2 separate regions of the Homo sapiens genome follow, and region 2 is linked to region 1. A link is a contact called in ENCODE Hi-C or POLR2A ChIA-PET data. All regions are on one chromosome and are shown on one strand. Each heading gives the region's core, a stretch centred on a gene start or an enhancer-like site at or near the end of the contact. The rest is flanking DNA. Distances are from core to core; before and after follow the strand shown. Region 1 has its middle 25 kb from the start of PRLHR. Region 2 has its middle 74 kb from the start of PRLHR.

What was found. A loop is a pair of places that touch in the nucleus more often than their neighbours do. ChIA-PET counts read pairs that join two places held with the same protein, here RNA polymerase II (POLR2A). Pooled maps may share reads with other maps.
Region 2: a loop to region 1 is called in a map of dorsolateral prefrontal cortex, with 2.5 times the contacts of the local background. The contact joins two enhancer-like sites. A Hi-C loop is called at or near these places in 3 of 168 maps with a recorded cell type or tissue (Caco-2, dorsolateral prefrontal cortex and prostate gland), 1 of 37 single-sample maps with no recorded cell type and 9 of 50 pooled maps. POLR2A ChIA-PET finds 5 or more read pairs at or near these places in 3 of 52 experiments (A673, Panc1 and naive thymus-derived CD4-positive, alpha-beta T cell).

The regions. Positions count from the first base shown.
Region 1 is chr10:118,568,287-118,573,121 of GRCh38, forward strand. It overlaps the pseudogene SLC25A18P1. Among named protein-coding and RNA genes, the nearest start is that of PRLHR, 25 kb to the right of the region's middle. Within about 2 kb of position 2,870, at least 8 of the 41 ENCODE cell types and tissues checked have a DNase peak (open chromatin) inside an H3K27ac peak, as active enhancers do; they include dorsolateral prefrontal cortex, where a contact is called at or near this core.
Region 2 is chr10:118,666,957-118,671,364 of GRCh38, forward strand. No RefSeq gene overlaps it. Among named protein-coding and RNA genes, the nearest start is that of PRLHR, 74 kb to the left of the region's middle. Within about 2 kb of position 2,227, at least 3 of the 41 ENCODE cell types and tissues checked have a DNase peak (open chromatin) inside an H3K27ac peak, as active enhancers do; they include dorsolateral prefrontal cortex, where a contact is called at or near this core.

The sequences.
Region 1 (4,835 bases), core at 1,620-4,119:
GCTACTAGGGAGGCTGAGGCAGAAGAATTGCTTGAACCTGGGAGGTGGAGGTTGCAGTGAGCCGAGATCGTGCCACTTCACTCCAGCCTGGGTGAAAGAGCAAAACTCCGTCTCAGAGAAAAAAAAAAAAAAAAAAAAGTGAAAAGTTAAAAGTCCATCCTAGAAAAATTCCACTCTTTGCCACAAGGTGGTGATCAAGGCTCACATAGTTTGGGGCCTACACTTTGCGAGCTGAAAGTGATCGTCTCACTCCACGAGGATTTGGGGGTTTGTTTCGGTTTTCCTTTTTAATATCTGGAGGGGAAGCAAGTGTTCCTAGGCAGCTCCCCACTACCCACCACAATCTAATTGTCCTTCAAACCAGACTCTGGTCTGTGTAAACAGGCCGTAAGATGGACTTCTGGAGTTGTCTGGGCACCCGGCTATGAACTTTTCAGATGGCTGTGAAATGTGGTGATTTGAGTTGCTGCTTCTCTGTTCTCAGTCAACACATGGGCCAGACTAGATACTGCTGCCTTACTGGCCTTGAACACATGGCTCTGATCCGAGGCCATTGCCTGACTTTCTTGGAATTATTGAGATCAAGAAATTGTAAGAGGCTGAGGCAGGAGAATCACTTGAACCCAGGAGGCGGAGGTTGCAGTGAGCTGAGATCGCGCAACTGCACTCCAGCCTGGGTGACAGAGTGAGACTCCATCTCAAAAAAAAAAAAAGAAAAAGAAAAAGAAATTCCTCCACAGCGGGACTTGCTGATTATAAAGCTGTATGCCTGAGCTGCCCATGGGTGAGGATAGCACAGAGGAAAGGAAAACAGCACTGAAGACGGGGAGACGAAAGCCTGGGGACCTCATTTGAGCCCCTGGACCCTGAAGCCAGCCCAGCTTCTTAGTTGCATCAGCCAGCATCAGTCAATAATTCTCTTTCAGCTTAAAGCCAGTTTGAGATGCGTTTCTCTCCCTGCACTAAAAAATCTCCTGCTAATACATGTGAAAAGAGGTCCTTGTGAAGTGGTTTTTATAAACCAAAGGTAGAGGTAGTGGCTTGGCCTTTGGAGACAGCTGCTTGCTTTTGAAGGAGGGAGTCCAGGCGCCAGCTTGAGGAAGCCCAGAGACCGCCTCAGAGCTGTCCAGCATCTGGAATCCAGACATCGTGCCAGGCACCGGGAGTCTCTGGGCCTTAGGAGGCTAGAGGAGTAAGGCAGCCTCCAAGTTCTAGCTCTGTGGTAATAAGGCTGACCAGGGTAACTAATCTTCCATGAGTAATGTGTGCTAGCCCCTATTTTAAGTGCTTATATGTGTTACCTCATGTAACCCTCATGACATTCCTACGCAGCAGGTGCATTTGTCCTCCTCCTCAACAGGTGGGGAAACCAGATTTGAAAGAAGCTAAGACACTCGGCCAAGGTCACTTGCTGGTAAGAAGGAGGCTGGATTTGAATCCAGGAGGCTGAGAGGAAGAGTCCACATAAGGCTTCTCAGAGCCGGCACCCAGCGTCCAAGCTGATGAAACATAACTGCCCAGGCTGAGTCATCTGATCCACCAGTTCAGGCCTTCTACCCCAGCTGGTCCTAACCATGGGTGGAAGCTGAGCTTGCATCTGCAGCCCTTTGTCAAGAGAGGCCTAATGGAAAACCTGACCGTCTACCCCAAATAGCAGTAATGAACCAGTGCCTCCCCCTTCCCCATCAGGGTGAGGTCACAGCTTCTACCCACAAGTTCTCCAGCTGGTTCTCCATGGGGACAGAAGTCACTGGCATGAGTAGTTGAACTTTGGAGTTGGAACGTGTGTCCAAATCCTGGATGTGCCACTTACCAGCCAGCTGGGCACTCAACCTCTCCACGCTTTGGTTTCCTTGTCTGTAAGGTTGGGATAATTTTAAAATGCCTGCTTTACAAGGCTGTTGGATTCCAAAAGATCATACCCTGGCTTCAGGCTCTCACTAAAAACTCATTATCATACTTATAATTTTCTATGCAATAGGGAGAAAGTGATAAGAAAATGACCAAAAGAATAATAATTCTGAGAGGCTCTGGCTCATTTCAAAATGAGACACAGGAGTGGAAAGGTAGCAATTCTATAAATCAGTGGTTCTCAGCCTGAGCAGCCCATTAGAATCGCTTAGGAAAGCTTTATAAAAATCATGCCTGACCCCATTTCCAGAGCAATTAAATGAGAATCCTTGGGGCTGGGGACCAGACATTGGTCTTTTTGAAAAGCACACCAGCTGACTAGTGTTCAGCAGGGATACAGAGCCACTTTTGGGGTAAACAAGAGGTTTGTCTGGCAGAACAGAGTGGTGGGCCCCTCAGCAGCTTTCTTCCCAAAATAGAAGGGGGTGGTCTCTCCAGCAGTGAAATCAAAGCTCGGGACCTCACTCTGACAGCTGAAATGTATAAGGGGTTTGGACAGGTCTGTCCTCAGCCTTGGCATTGCAAGTAGCAGCTCTTCCTGGCTTCAGTAGCATGGTGGCAGATGGATAAAATGAATACACTACGAGATTAAATAACGAGGAGATGTTATGCCAACAAAATTAACTTGTCCAGCCTGTTCCTTAGCAACTGCACTATTATTTCAGGTTTCCTTTAGAAACCTCTGGTTGTTCCCGCCACTCCTTTTCATTAAAATGTGAGGCGCAGTTATTTCTTACTTTAATGAAAAGGATAGAAAAGCAAGGAATGAGGCAAAAGAAACTTCTAACCACCCCTCAAATTGCATCAGGCCAGCCCTAGACAAATAGGATCAAATTGGTAACTTGTAAATTGGGGTGCTTATTTCGTTTTCCTGCAGATGTAGCTTTTCTGGTCCTCCAAGGGCTTCACCATGCAGTCCTGCCTTTTATGAACACATGGTGCATTTGCCAAACCAATCTGAGGCTGCCCAGATAGCCATTGTTTGGGAGTCAGGCCCTGAACGTTGGAATTCAGAACACAGTGTCCTCAGAGGAAAATCACTTTTGTGCAGCAGGAACAGGCGCAGAGTGAGTAATTGGCTGGTTTTAGGAGGGGTGGGGAGGCTTCTTGTTTCTAAACTCTGCCCAGTTGAATTGCCAAAGACCCACCCTCTTCTCAGATGCATCTTTCCTGGGTGATCAGCAGAGGCCAGGGTCTCACAGGGTTTGCCCACTTGACTGACTCAGTGTCCATGGTCCTGGGCAGCAGGAATCCCGTGTTTGGCTCAGAAACTTGGCTTCCTGTCATCCCCTAATCAGATCCAGCTGTGCTCTTGGCTATCCTTGCCTGATCATCTTATTTATTGATCATTGTGGGCTTTTGGTCTCAAATGATTTTTTTTTTAAGTCTGCCAGAAATCTCTGCCTATAAGGTTTGCTGTTGTTGCTCTGGGCTCGAGGTTAACAATATATCCAATTTTATCCTTAAAAGCAGGGGCTGTGAGCCAGGGTTAAGAATTCAGTGGGTCTGTGAACTGGGATCAGAAAACAATTGACTTTTATTTTTCACTCATCTATAACTAAAATCTGTCATTTCCTTCCATTATAAATGTGGACAAAAAAGCAGAGTTGTATGAGAGAAACCAGTGACTCTGTCACCAGTGGGAATCACAGATCATTTGACATTATCCTGCAACTGTGGCAAATTCTCAGAATACCATTTATGCAAATCATTATTTCAATATTACAGTGACCATTCAACCTGCCACTAGATAGCGTATTTACTATAGTAATCAAGAAACACATATATTAAAATATTAAAAAGTCCACACTTGGGATATATATGTTTTAGTATAATTGATTTCCTTTGTAAACCTGTGCATAGTATTTTATGCATTTAAAGACATTATCTTGGAACTCCTGCTTCCAGGAAGAAAATAGATTTGCTTTTCCCTATTGCTTCTGCCAAGCATAAATAAAAATCCTGGATATTACACAAAAGAAAAGATAAGAAGACTCTGAAGGGTGGAAATGAGACAGACCAGACAAGGACCGCAGAATCCGGGGTACAACACAGTGGAGAGTTCCCTGGGTTGTCTTTTTGCCTCGTATATCCCAGACTTGGAGCTGAAAAGCCTGGCAGCACAAAAATACCATCAGGCATGAGCCCAAAAGCCACCCCAAAAGGCCTGCTGTCTCTAGTCAAGCCTAGAAAAAAAGCTTAGCAAGATAGATAACTCGGACGATGACTGCTCCACTCCAGCCACAGACCACAGGAACGAACACTGTGGCCAACACCCACGTGAGCAAAGCCAGGCGGAAGGCCCAGACTTCTACATTTCCAAGGCACCCCAACACTCCCACCGGGGTGGGATCCGAAGAGGCCAAGCAGGGAGCCAGGACTTCCATTCCAGCCAGACCTTAATGACTCCCATCTCCTTCTCCACATCCCCAACCTGCCAGTATCCATGGAGCTGGGACATCCACCCCACCCAGCAGTAATAAGGGATCCCTCCCCCTCCCTACTGGGGTGGTATCAGACGGGGCCTTTAGTAGGGTCAAGACTTTCACTATTGTACAGCAGTAATGAGAAATAAGTTCCCTCTAGAGTGTCAACAGAGGCCAAATGGAAAACCTGAACGTCTACCTCCCCTAGCAGTAATGAGGCAGTGCCTCCCCCTTCCCCATCAGGGTGAGGTCACAGCTTCCACCCACAAGTGGACCTCTACCACCCTCATTGCCGGGAAGGTGCTTTGCACTCAGAGCCTGGCTGGCCTCTACAAAGGCCTGGTGCTACTCTCCTTAGAGATATTCCCTTCTCCAGCATCTACTTCCCACCATTTGCCAACTTTAACCACCCAGGGTTCAATGAGCTTACTGGAAAGGCATCCTCTACTCATTCTTTCAGGTCAGGCTGTGCAGCAGGTTCCATAGTTTGCAGTCACG
Region 2 (4,408 bases), core at 977-3,476, 98 kb after region 1:
CACCACATGGCCAGCTAGCTAGGTAATCTCTCCACCCTGACTGGGCCAGCAGATGGCAGGTTCCCCAGGACTAATCAGCCACCGAGATGTGACGTCCCTGTCTGAGCTGCGGCCGGAGAAGAGGGTGCCCTGGACAGGATCCCTCCGGGAGGCTGAGGCACTCATGGGGAAAAGCAGCATGAATTCCAGAAAAGACCTGTGTCCCTGACCTCTGGACCTACATCGAGGGCTCTGAGTTGCCACCAAGGACTCTATTATGTGAACCTCCAGGAGGACAAGGACCACCGACTGTGTGTCTCAGCAGCTCCCACTCCAGGTCACATGCCATCACGGGAGCTCAGGGAGTAGTGGCAGAATTAAATACAAGGCCCCACTAAACTGGAATTTTAATTTTAGCCCTAAGATGAGAAAAGTTGAAAGATGACTTTAGAATTATCCCCAATCAGCCAACTGTCAACCTAAATAAAAGAGAGGCTCTCCAAAAGAAAATGGTTATTTGGGCCGGGTGCGGTGGCTCACGCCTGTAATTGCAGCACTTTGGGAGGCTGAGGCGGGCGGATCACCTGAGGTCAGGAGTTCAAGACCAACCTGACCAACATGGAGAAACCCTGTCTCTGCTAAAAATACAAAATTAGCCGGGGTGGAGGTGCCTGCCTGTAATCCCAGCTACTTGGGAGGCTGAGGCAGGAGAATCGCTTGAACCCAGGAGGCAGAGATTGTGGTGAGTCGAGATTGTGCCATTGCACTCCAGCCTGGGCAACAACAGCAAAACTGTGTCTCAAAAAAAAAAGAAAGAAAATTGTTATTTGGGAATAGAGCACTGCAATGGGAATACACACGCCATAATAAACAGTGTGTGTATTCAGACATGCAAAGGAAGACAAAGGTTTTTAAAGGTAAAATGAGAAGGATTATATAATTGTTTTGAAATAATTGTCCTTGGCTACTAAGATCAATAACAAGGGTGACGCCAGTCCAAGGTTGGACAGGCAGTTGCTAGGCAGATGTCCTTGCAGAAGTATTTGTTGTGTAAGGTTGTGATAGCCTTTGTGCAAGGTTGTGGGTTTGCAGGCTTTTGTGATACTTTTTGTATCCAAGGCGTCCAAGTGTGAGAACACTTCCTTCATGAACTTCCCCGGCTCTCTTGTGTTTTCAACACAAGAGATTCCATTTTGATTGACAACTTTCATACAATATAGAAATTAGAACCTGAGACCTAATCTAGCCCACCTGTCCCCACGTGTGGTGGGCCCACCATGCACAGCCAAGTCACCTGGAGCATGAGGCTGAAATGCAGGTTTCTGGGCCCTGCTCCAGACCTGCAGACTCAGAATCTCAGGGAGGTAGGGAGGGGTGGGGAGGGTAAAAGCTGCATTACTGACTAGCTCCCTTAGTGACAGTTCAGCACGCTGATGTTCAGGGATGCCCTCTTCTTGCCAAGGAGAAAACAGAAGCGCAGTCTGTTGGCCAAGGGCCCTCAGCCAGGGAACATCAGGACCTGGGGCACAGCTCTAGGAAACGCTGTTGTTGCTGAGAGTGGGGGCAAGGGGCACTGGCCAGACCTGGATTTGTGGGAGGCGGCTGACATGAGGCTCTGGACTTCTGCAGCAAGACGGACATCAGGGAACCTGGGCTTCCAGCAAGCAGCTCTTTTAGCCAGCACAGTAGATGCACTCCAGGTGGTGGGGTCTCAGTCCAGTGGGGTCTTCAGGAGAAAGCAAGGCTCCTAGGCTGGAGTCTAGTTTCAGGTGGGGCTGTGATTGGGGTCTGGCCATCGTGGTTCTGCCACCTACTGGCTGTGTAACTCCGGGTACCTCTCTGAGCCTTAACTCCTCGTCTGAAAACAGAATAATCAGAGTACCTACTTCTTGGGGTAGCTGTGGGGTGGGGCATGAGATGGCACTGGCTGTTCAGTGTTTGCCTCTCAGGTCCTTCTTGACTCCTTGGGGCTGAATTTATGTTCTCATCACTCCGTTTCTGAGCAGATGAGGAAGAAGGAGGGTGGAACTCTAGCTCCAACTCTGCTCCCTGACCTAAGTATCCCAACCCCTCCCAGGTTGGGGACAGAGCCCTTCCATCACGTAGCTCTCGGTCCCACCGGACTCTTTGCTTAGGAAGAGGCTGCCTGCCCCCATCGTGGTTAGGTGCTAACTCATTCTCTGCTTTATCTATCACATCTCTAACTGCCCATCAGAGCCCATTAGACCAGAATGAGACTCCCAGGGTGGCCGCAGAGCAGCAGCATTTCAGCTCATCAGAGGAAGCTGCCAAATGAGCCAGTCTGAGCAGCATTTGGGGGTAGATGTTCGCTTCCTATTAACAGGCTAAATTGCGGAAGTGGCTCAGAGTTTCATTCCCACTGTGCCACTCCCTGGGGTCTGCAGCGTGGCCTGGGAGAAAAAGGCACAGCCTCGGGGTCAGACCCGAGTTGGACCCAGCTCTGTCCCCTGGTACCTGAGGGACTCTGGATAAATTACTGGATTTCTCTGAACTCCACTTATCCCATTTGTAAAACAGGATTAGAAGCCCCGCCATGGGACTGTTTTGGTCATTAAATGCCAATTTGTATATAAAGTGCTTAGCGCAAGCCTGACGACAGAAACACTCGGTAATTGAAAGCTACTGTTTTTCCACAAGGACTTCCTTTCAGGGACCGCAGCCTTGGACGGAGGCCTGGGTACAGATTTAATCAGATGCAGGCGCTCCGGATTACCATGGAGATCGTCTAATCTAATACGTGGAGGCTGCTCAGTGACTGTTTATTGAGTTAAAAGAAAACACAAATCTAATTTTAGCCCAAAGAAGAGAAAGTTAAAAGGGAACTTGAACAGGCTTTGGCTAGACAGTATAATAATTACTGCTGTTTTTTTCAATACTTACTAAGTGATAACTGTTTTCCTTTAAAGAGAAAAGTCATCTAAATAATCATAGCTACTATTATTGTCTGTAATGTTAGTGCTAACCCATTTCTAGTAGAGGGCACCCCCAGCTTATGGGTGGGGGATGGAGACTTCTGTAGGCAGAGACAGAGTTTTAGAGGCCTGTGCTCCTAACCAGCACCCATGCTGAACCCCGGAAAGATGATGTGACAGCATCCAGCTCTCACTCCTCTCTGTCTCACTCAGAGGAAGGGGACAGAGAGGCGGCAGCCCTCCAAGAAGGCAGATGCCATGGTGCTGTCCCAACAGCTGCTGGCAGTGTCAGAGGGGACGGCCCTGAGGACAATAGGGGTCCTCAGGGTGGGGGTGTTGCCAAAGGAGATTAACATTTGAGTTAGTGAACTGGGAAAGGCAGACCCACCCTCAATCTGGGTGGGCACCTAGCAGTGCCACCAGTGTACCCGATGTCCCCCTGGAGTCAGATAGCCCTAGTAGGACACAGCAACAAACCTGGCATGGAGAATGGAGGGAGCAGCAGCACAGACCCCAGGGACATGAGAAATAAGATGCCAGGCACAAAGCAAGGACCTGCTCAATAGGGGCCTCATTTAGAGAACAAAAACTGAGGCCTGAGATTCAGTGTCCTGCTCAGGACCCAGTGAAGCAGGGTGGGAGCGGAGGCTCCCTTCCAGCAGATCCTGTGACCAGTGATCAGAGGACCACCCTCGCCCCTGCCCATTCCAGCCATTAGAACCTGTGGTGTGTGGGCAAGGGTCCCCAAACAGGGCCCGTCACCTGCCCACCCACTCCCAGAAGGCCACCAGTGCTCTCACAGGCTGAGGGCCAGGGCCAAAGCTGCCAGGCTGGCCCTGTGAGCTCCTGCTGCAGTGGCGGCAGAAATCCACCTGCTGCAGTCTGGATATGGGAAATGCATTTTTCACCCCATCAGGCATCAGGGCGAAAGCAATTTACAAATGGTCAGCTGGGGGAGAGACGCGGCCAGCAGTGTTTTGTAGTCCATTAAAAGGTTTGGACCGGGGCTTTGAGAGATGTGCCAGCAACTGTGCAGAGGCATTCATTCACCAGACCCTGCTCATGCAGCTCACTTTGGAGCTGGGCAAGGACCCCCGGGATGCCAGTCAGTGTAAGAGGACACCTGGGTTTCTCTGCTGGTGGGTCATCGGGGATCAAGGGCTCTGTATTAGTTAGGGTTCTCTGGAGAGACAGGACTAATAGGACAGATGTATATACGAAAGGGAGTTTATTAAGGAGTATTGGATCACACCATCACAAGGTGAAGTCCCACAATAGGCCATCTGCATGCAATCTGAGAAGCAAGGAAGCCAGTCCGCGTCCTAAAAACCTCACAAGTAGGGAAGCCGACAGTGCAGCCTTCAGTCAGTGGCTGAAGGCCTGAGAGCCCCTGGCAAACCACTGGCATAAGTTCAAGAGTCCAAAAACTGAAGAACTTGGAGTCTGATGTTTGAGAGAAGGCAGCATTCAGCATGGGAGAAAGATGAAGGCCAGAA